2 separate regions of the Homo sapiens genome follow, and region 1 is linked to region 2. A link is a contact called in ENCODE Hi-C or POLR2A ChIA-PET data. All regions are on one chromosome and are shown on one strand. The core of a region is the stretch at or near the end of the contact, and the rest is flanking DNA. Distances in the headings are between cores, read along the strand shown. Region 1 has its middle 29 kb from the start of CD36. Region 2 overlaps GNAT3 (G protein subunit alpha transducin 3).

Region 1 (4,699 bases), core at 1,893-4,392, 130 kb after region 2:
CACGTATCCCCTCAAAACCCTCTCTGAAATTGGGGGATGGTTACCAGCTGGTGGTAAAAGTACAGGCATCACCCATTTTCTTTCTCCATCCCTTAGTTCCTTTCTGACCTAGACAGCTGCTTGAATGTTCCTTCCCCTTCAGTCTTCCAATCTTTGTGTATTTTATCCTTGTACTGCAGCTCTGTTATAATCATTCAACAAAATTCTATATGGTTTACCAGCTGAAGTTGGGAAACACAGGATTAAACAAAGTGAAAAATAAATCCTATTATTAAGAGGCAAACAGGATGCTTACTATAATTCCTCCCATTATCTTCTCCACTCCATTAATATTCCTCTTGAGTATTAAAGGTAGCATTTTGTTCTGTCAACTCTCCCATGCAAAACTTCTGTACATAGTAACAGCAAGAGAGTTTCTGAAGCTGAAATCCTGTAGAATAAATAAAAGCAACTGAAACAATCTGAATGGTCCTTTGAAAAAAAGAAGAAAAAGAAAAGCACTTAATTATTTACCATGGCAAAGCAACAGCTATGAAGCTTGCCTTTTCTTTTTTTCTGAGGCTTAGGGCTGGACGTCTACTTTCAGCTGCTCTGCCAAAGTTTACATTTTTTTCATAGCAAAAGCTACAAATAGGAGAAGTGGGGATAGTTTTTAGCACACTCTAAAACTAAGATCTACTGATTTTTTACAAATAAGGACATGGAGGCTTGTAGAAGTTAGTGACCTTTTATGCCTTTGTCTAGCCATATTGCTTTCCTCAGTTTCCATTTCTGCAGATTTTCTAGGTTCCCATTCCCCATCCCCCACTTTCTAAGTGATATTATCAATTTTCATGACTTCACCTGTAATCTGAATGTTGAGGAGACCCCAATCTACATCTTAGGGCTCCAATCACTCTTCTCAACTTCAGACCCATGTATCTCCATGCCAGTAGGTCAAGTTCTCAAGCTGAAAGTATCTAAACTCTTTTTGTTGTTGTTGTTGTTGTCATTGTTGAGACTGAGTCTCACTCTGTCGCCCAGGCTGGAGTACGGTGGTGCAATTTCGGCTCACTGCAACCTCCTCCTCCCAGGTTCAAGCGATTCTCCTGCCTCATCCTCCCGAGTGCTGGGACTACAGGTGCCTGCTGCCTCGCCCAGCTAATTTTCTGTATTTTTGGTAGACATGGGGTTTCACTGTGTTAGCCCGGATGGTCTGCATCTCCTGACCTCGTGATCCGCCCGCCTCGGCCTCTCAAAGTGCTGGGATTACAGGCGTGAGCCATATAACCTTGTTAATGTGTTCTGATTCAAGATGTACATTTTTATGTTCAAAATTAAATTATAATCCCCAAATGAGTGTCTTTTACTAGGCTTGAATTTATCCCAGCATTCAATAATATATATGCATATAACATATCCCCTGCAAATTATTTTAAAATAAAATGGTTAAATTTTAATAGCTATTTATTATCTATGTGGTACCTGCAAAGCACTCTAAAAATAATTATGCAAAGTGCCTAGTATTTAATGAGAAGTAAATTACTGGTTGAGGCATACTCTCTAGTGTTAGACTGCATATGTTTGAAACTTAGATCTCTAACTTTCCAGCTCTGTGACCTCTGGCAAGTTAGTAAACTTCTTTGTACCTCTGCTTCCCTATCTGTAACACATGGATAATAAACATGCCTACCTCATAGGGTAACTGTTCAAGATAAGCAACTTAATGCATATAAAATACTCATACAAGTGTCTTGCATATGGTAAGTTCCATAGAAGGGTTAAATATTATTTAAGTTTTACAATAATTTTAAAGTAGATAGTGTTATCTCCATTTTACAAATGAGTAAACAGACTTGGGGAGATTAAAAAATTGGCTCAGGATCTTGCAGCCAGTTAGTGAAAATGTCAATATTAAACCCTGACAGGACTAACTTCACACCACCCCTAAAACTGGTCCTATGTTTCCCCTCCAGGTTAATAGTACCTCCTTTTGTCTTGTTACTCAAGCGTAAAACCTGAGACTTACGATTTTTTCCTCTCTACCTAACTAATTAGTCACCAAGCCGTAGCTATTCATGCTAACTTCTAAATATCTTCCATATCCACTAAGTATTTCTGAAATCTTTCCCACATTTCCCACCCCCACCCCCATAGCCAGTTTTTAAGTTCAACTACATAATTTCCTTTCTAGATTATTTTGATAGGCGTCCTCTGGCCTTCCCTCCAATCCATTCTTCATGCTGATGCCAAGGCCATCTCCTAAACCCAAATTTTGTCATGCGCTCCTTCTCTAAAAATCCTTGAGTAGTCCTATGTTGCTTTCAAGATAAACCCACGAGAGAATGAATTCCAGGTAATCAAGGCACACATACAATATAAAGTTTGGTATAGTATGTGTTACATTAGGGCTTCACGTTTGTGGTCATTTGTGGCCACTTTTCTGGTGTCTTGTTCTTCCAAAACTCATACACTGTACCGAATCCTTACTGAAACATGTTTCCCCAGTTGTATGTTTATTATTTTGTATGTTTCTTTATGTATCTGTATTTGGGGAAATGCTTGTGATCCACTATACCCTCTCCCACTCTGTACCCGGAGCTGTACAATGCAGTCCTGGCATAAGGAACCACTTCCTCCACCACTGTCCTTTAACACCTTCTCTCCCTCACCATTCACTCTTCCTACCTGAGTGTAGATGTCACGGCCTATTAGAATTGTCTGTTTATGAATCTGCCTTCCTAGACCTGCTGGGAGCTACCTAAGCGGGGTGTCAGGTTTTTGTTTTGTTGATTCTCACGTTTTCTCCCAATCAGAAGTCCAAACTAAGAATACTTTAGGAATGTATTTAAGTTTACTCTTGCAAGGGCTACTGATTGATAAAATATTTGCCAATGTAATTGGGGGGAATAAAAGCATGTATAAATAAAACAAAGTTGATGATTCAAACTATGATAGCAGAATAATTTCACACGTAATCTGAAGATTTCAACAACAAGAGCTTGATAGGAGACATAATACAGTATTAGAGTCAGAAAAAATAGTTACAAAAAGCCTGAGTTAGTATTTGCCTGTCTTTTGGCTTGTGATCTGTTGGTGAAGGGAGCCAGATGAGAATTTGGTTCAGGTTACAAGTATGATCACCCAGCAGGTGCTTGCTATGTAGGCAAAGGGTTGAGGACAAGATAAGATTAGGAAAGGACATGCGCTGTGAGGGGTGAGCCAAGCTGTGGGTCTGATCTAGGTTTAAAGCCTTCCTTGGAAAACAAGGACTGGCAAGTGAATACTGGAAACTGAAGAGTGAGAAGTATTATCCAAAAGCACACAGCTCACTTTTAACAGCTGATTAAATGAGACTAGATTTATCACAGTAGTTCTCAAAAATTGGCATGAGAATGATAAAAAATGTTTAACTTGGTATTCACAATGCCTTTTTAAAAATTGTTACTATATTGTCATTGTAATTATCATCATCATTACTCTTATTTTGAGTTTTCCTGATCTATATTTGTGCTCTGTATGTCTCACCTCAGACTACCTAAGATTTTTAGTCCCTTCTAGGAAGTTATTTAAAATCTACCCACAATTATTTTGGTAGCCATTTACTGAGAGGGTAATTTAGCTTCCTAATATTATGGTATTTTTATGTCATCTTTTGTAAATACAAGAATAGTAATATCTTCAGTGTAGTCGCTGAGGCTTCTTTCCTTTAGTGAAGTTTTAGCGAAACAGAATTTTCCTCTATCTTCTTTTGAACATATTTTAAACAGTTATTTTAATTTTATTTATTTATTTATTTTTTATCTTTTATCTTTTTTGAGACGGAGTCTTGCTCTGTCTCGCCCAGGCTGCAGGGCGGTGGCGTGATCTCGGCTCACTGCAACCTCTGGCTCCTGAGTTCAAGCGATTCTCCTGCCTCAGCCTCCCCAGTAGCTGGGACTACAGGCGCCCGCCACCACGCCTGGCTAATTTTTTGGATTTTTACTAGAGACTGGTTTCACTGTGTTAGCCAGGCTGGTCTCTATCTCCTGACCTCGTGATCTGCCTGCTTCAGCCTCCCAAAGTGTTGGGATTACAGGCCTGAGCCACGGCACCCAGCCAGATTTTTTTATTTTTTAGAGACAGGGTCTGCTCTCTCTGTCAGTCAGGCTGGAGTGCAGTGGCACAATCATAGCTCACTGTAATCTCAAACTCCTGGCTTTAAGTAATCTTCCCCACTCAGCCACCCAAGAAGCTGGGACTACAGGTACACACCACCATGCCCAGCTAATTTTTGTGGTTGTTTCTTTCTGTAGAGGCAGAGTCTCTCTATGTTGCCCAGGCTGGTCTCAAACTCATGGCCTCAAGCAATCCTCCCTCTTGGGCCCCACAAACCACTGGGATTATAGGCCTGAGCCACTGCGCCCTGCCTTGAACAAAATTATAATAAAGCTCTTGAGTGTTTTGTGGCCTTTCAGCAGATGCTCTGCCCCCCTGTTGTGACCTGGCCATGTTTCTTGTCTCAGCCTGCTTTTTTCTCCCATACATGACACAGAGGCCCTAACCTCAAAATCGTCGTCCCGTGTCATTTTGCACACCCATAATAATCTCTCCTATTTCTTATCACTGTGGCATCTTCTAATTTTTCTTCTTTGAGTTTCTCTTTAGTCATCTTGAAAATTCTGAGAGATTGTGCTAGCATATACATGAGAGCCTCCTGATAGCACTGGAGTTAGGAGCC
Region 2 (4,614 bases), core at 88-2,587:
ATAGTCTGCAATTTATTTAAACAAATAATCAAAATAGCTTTATGACAAATCATTTTTTAAAAAATTAAGATGTTGAGTTTCAGAATAACTAAATTGACTGTGGTAATAGCCCAGGCAAATGGAGAAGTCTGAACTCAACCTTGTTGTCAGCCTCTAAAACTGATATCTTTTTTAGCTCATAACCCTCCTAGTGCATATTATTACAATTTACAAAACTGCACATGCAATATCACACATAATCCTCACAACCATGAGATAGACACTATATTTTCTCCATTTTACATGTGAGGAATCTAAAACTCAGAGTTTTAGAAACGAGTAAACCAGTAAATACAATAAGTATCAGAATAAGAGTCAAATACAAGCGCATTTTGTGCCATGTCAGGCTGTTACTGTTACAGGAAAGGGGTCCCAATCCAGATCCCAAGAGAGGGTTCTTGGATCTCACACAAGAAAGAATTCAGGACGAGTCCATAGGGCAAAATGAAAGCAAGTTTATTCAGAAAGTGAAGGAATAAAAGAATGGCTACTCCATATACAGAGCAGCCCCGAGGGCTGCTGGTTGTTCATTTTTGTGGTTTCTTGATGATATGCTAAACAAGGGGTGGATTATTCATGCCTCCCCTTGTTAGAGCATATAGGGTAACTTCCTGACATTGCCATGGCATTTGTAAACTGTCATGGTGCTGGTGGGAGTATAGCGGTGAGGACAAGCAGAGGTCACTCTCATGGCCATCTTGGTTTGGGTGGGTTTGGGCCAGCTTCTTACTGCAGCCTGTTTATCAGCAAGGTCGTTATGACCTGCATCTTGTGCCGACCTCCTTATCTCACCCTGTAACTTAGAATGCCTTAACTGTCTGGGAATGAAGCCTAGTGGGTCTCATTCTCATTTTCCTCAGCTCCTATTTAAGATGAAGTTGCTCTGGTTCAAATGCCTCTGACACTACCAGTGAAGTATGTTCAATAAGAACTTGCTGCTTTTCTGATACAACTCAGCTTATTATTATTTTGAATTGACTACAGTTTTTTTCTACCATTTTATCAAAAATCTGTTCTTTGTATAAAAAATAAGGATATGTCACTTATTGTTAAAGAGACACTGGTAAGGGTAAAAAAAGAAAATAACTTATTCTATCTTTCTTCACAATCAGCTTTTATTGTTAAAAGTAAACTGATCAGATGGTCATTGGTCCACATATTCAATGTGTAAACCAAAAACAAAATTCTAAGTCCCCCAAGCAACAGAATTCTAAGCCCCGCAACCAACAGAAATCCCTCTTGGCCAACAGAATTCCAAAGTAAACCTGAAAAACTAGGTCAGGCTGTGATAGGAAGGGTGGGGTCAGACATGCCTCATTAGGCCCTCCTCCCTTTGGAATTCAGGCATAACTCACCCGCATTAACATTGAAACAGAGATCTTAGGACTGATAAAACAGAATCTTTATAGCAATAAGATTCCAAATTCCAAACTGACTCCAGTATAGAGCAGGCCCTGAAAGAAATTATTTTACCCCCAAATATATTTTTTTGGCATATATAAAAGAATAAAAGAAAATAACAAGAAAATAAAAGCTGTCTTTTGTGGGGGAAGTTTACATTGTGTAGAGAAGCCCCTTCCCTTTTCAAGGCCTTTTCTGATCCTGGTGAGATTAGCTGAAAGTCTAGCACTTTTTAAAGGTCTACATAGGAAATATTTGCCATCTATTGCCTCTAAGGGTGCCACCTATGAGGCTTCATCTACATAATAAGAACCTTGGTCTCCACAGACTCTTAACCTAGAGACTCCTTTCTACTGATTCTAGGCCTTTAGACAATAACTTAATTCTTTCAACCAATCAGAAAATAACTTAATTCTTTTCAACCAATCAGAAAATGTTTGAATCCACCTATGACTGGAAGGTCCCGCTTCAAATTGTCCTGCCTTTCTGGACCTTGCATGTATTGACTGATATCTGCCTGTAACTTTAATCCCCATAGAATGTATAAAATCAGGCAATAACTTAACTACCTTGGGCATATGTTCTCAGGACCTCCTGAGGCTGTGCCATGGGTCATGGCCCTCACATTTGGCTCAAAATAAATCTCTTCAAGTATTTTACGGAGTTTGGCTTTTTTGTCAACAAATGGCCATATCAAGTCTCAACCTGATTTTCCTGCATCAACACAGGATAGATTTTTAAAACCCCATTTCTCTGTTAAATGGATATGAAAGAGAACTGCAAGTTCAGTGAAATATGCTCTGGTCACTTTCACTAGCATCATGCTATTGGCTCCTTCCACTATTAAAGTGCTGTTTAGGAGGAATGATGCCATAAAACAACCACTACACAGTTTTATCCCTAAGGAGAAAAAATTATATATCTTGTCAGCATAGCTTTACAAACCAAACAAATATACTGTTTCATTTCTTTCTGTTTTTCTTTCTTATTTTCTTTTTCTTTTTTCTTTCTTTTTCTTTTTTGTTTTTTTGTTTGTTTGTTTGTTTGTTTTTTGAGACGGAGTCTTGCTCTGTCATGCAGGCTGGAGTGCAGTGGCACAACCTAGGCTCACTTCAACCTCCACCTCCCACTTTCAAGCGATTCTCCTGCCTCAGCCTCCCAAGTAGCTGAGACTACAGGTGCACACCACCACACCCAGCTAATTTTTGTAATTTTTTTTTTTTTTTTTTTTTTTAGTAGGGTCGAGGTTTCACCATGTTGGCCAGGATGGTCTCGATCTCTTGACCTCATGATCTGCCCACCTCGGGCTCCCAAAGTGCTAGGATTACAGGCGTGAACCACCATACCTGTCCTTCCTTTTTAAAAAAATATTCTATTTTTAATTTCAATATACTTTATTTGTAGAGGTATCATGAATATAGTTCTAGTTTAAACACTTCAATGTTACAAAGTCTCCCTTGACCACTTCAATCCTACTACCTCCTACAAAGGCAAGTTATCCTATCAGGTTGGTTTTTGTGTCTCCAGACCTTTTACTTTTTAAATTTGTGCGTGCATAGTTGGAGCCTACGGTAATGATTTTCAATCCAGGCTGCACATTACAAGCATATGGTGTACCCTTAAAAGTACTGATAGCAGAACTGCAACCCAAACAAAATGAATCAGCATCCTTGCATGTCAGGCCCTGCAAAGGTAGTTTTTAAAAGCTTCAAGGTGACGCAACTGTTCTGACTGCATTAAGAATTTCTGGCAATATACAGTTGTTATTTTTTTAACCATAAATAACACTTTATTGAACATAGTGTATTTCCATTCTTGATGTTCTTCTGTGCTTATTGAAAAGCTGGTATAATTTAAAGAATTACAATTCTTTAAATTTAAAATTCCTTAAAGCTTTTAAAGGATTGAGCCTACCCATCAAATGTGAATTTTTAAAATATATAACACCAAAATGTATAGGTATTATGAAAACTTAGCTTCCTCATAACGGCCAAACTGATCGAACACTTAACTCCTATTTTATTGTTATATTTTAAAAACTCTAGTAATTTCTCACCAAACTCAAAACTCAACATAAAACCCAAATCCCTTATCCCTTACTGTGACTCACAAGGTTCTACATGTTTTGATCCCCTCTTTCCCTCCTTTCTCCCTTTCTCTCCCTGCCACCAAGACTCAAGATGCACTGAACAATTTGTTGCTCCTTGAACTCACCAAGCCCTCATTTCAGCGCATTTCAGTGGTTGTTGCCTCCATGTCCTTCGGTGGTTCACTTCCTTTTTCACTCAAGTCTCTTCCCAATACCACCTCCTCAATGAAGCCTTCTCTAATCATCCTTTCTGCCACATTTTTCAAATAACACCCTGTGGATTTGAGTGGCATCCCAAAGAAGTTTTATTTCCCTATGAGGTATTTGGAAAAGCTTGGGAATTACAGTGGGCCTGGAATGGCTCATTCTCTCTCTCTCTCTCTTTAAAGAATATTTATTTTATTTACTCATCATTTTTATTTTACTTTAAGTTCTGGGATACATGTGCAGAACATGAAGGTTTGTTACATAGGTATACATGTGCTATGGTGGTTTCCTGCACCTATCAACTCATCTTCATTCTCTTAAGATTGTGTAACTTTGGGACTACATTGTATAGAAAATAAAATATGTGTTTTCCCTACAGATTACTCAGAACTTCATCGTTAATATTAGGGATCCCAGGTGGTCTTAGAACTTTGTGGAACTTATTCTGAACCCTAGAGTCATATTTCCAAATATCATGAAAAAAATATCAAAAGAAAGGAAGACTATATAGTTTACCTAGTAATTGTGAGAAATGCTGAGTTAAAAATACCATGTTTTGTGGCTACTCGGTTTTCAGAATCTTTGAGTAGTAATATTGGTTGAAAATTTCCAAGTTATTGGACGCATATATACCAAACAAATCTAATCACAGAACTTCAATTGTAGAACATCTTGAGGAATCAGTGCTTTTTGGTTCATATTGTAGAGTTTACTTTGTAGGGTTCTATGTCCAAGATGATTACAACAGTGCTCAAATTATGTAGTAAAAGTGTTACAATTTTCAGCATTCTTTTATGTCAGTTGAGTGGATTCTATATGCTCCAAAATAGGATATAATAATATTCAAAAGGATAAGTAGATATTTACTAAATATCTTC

Evidence for each region. Hi-C counts contacts between places; a loop is a spot of excess contacts on that map. ChIA-PET counts read pairs that join two places held with the same protein, here RNA polymerase II (POLR2A).
Region 1: a map of Right ventricle myocardium superior shows a loop between it and region 2 (1.8-fold over the local background). The contact joins two enhancer-like sites. A Hi-C loop is called at or near these places in 3 of 168 maps with a recorded cell type or tissue (Right ventricle myocardium superior, heart left ventricle and heart right ventricle). POLR2A ChIA-PET finds 5 or more read pairs at or near these places in 1 of 52 experiments (MCF 10A).

Annotation. Positions count from the first base shown.
Region 1 is chr7:80,606,794-80,611,492 of GRCh38, forward strand. It overlaps a transcript of CD36 not described here. Among named protein-coding and RNA genes, the nearest start is that of CD36, 29 kb to the right of the region's middle. Within about 2 kb of position 3,143, at least 2 of the 41 ENCODE cell types and tissues checked have a DNase peak (open chromatin) inside an H3K27ac peak, as active enhancers do.
Region 2 is chr7:80,480,039-80,484,652 of GRCh38, forward strand. All of the region lies in intron 3 of GNAT3 (G protein subunit alpha transducin 3), which reads right to left. Among named protein-coding and RNA genes, the nearest start is that of GNAT3, 30 kb to the right of the region's middle. Within about 2 kb of position 1,338, at least 2 of the 41 ENCODE cell types and tissues checked have a DNase peak (open chromatin) inside an H3K27ac peak, as active enhancers do.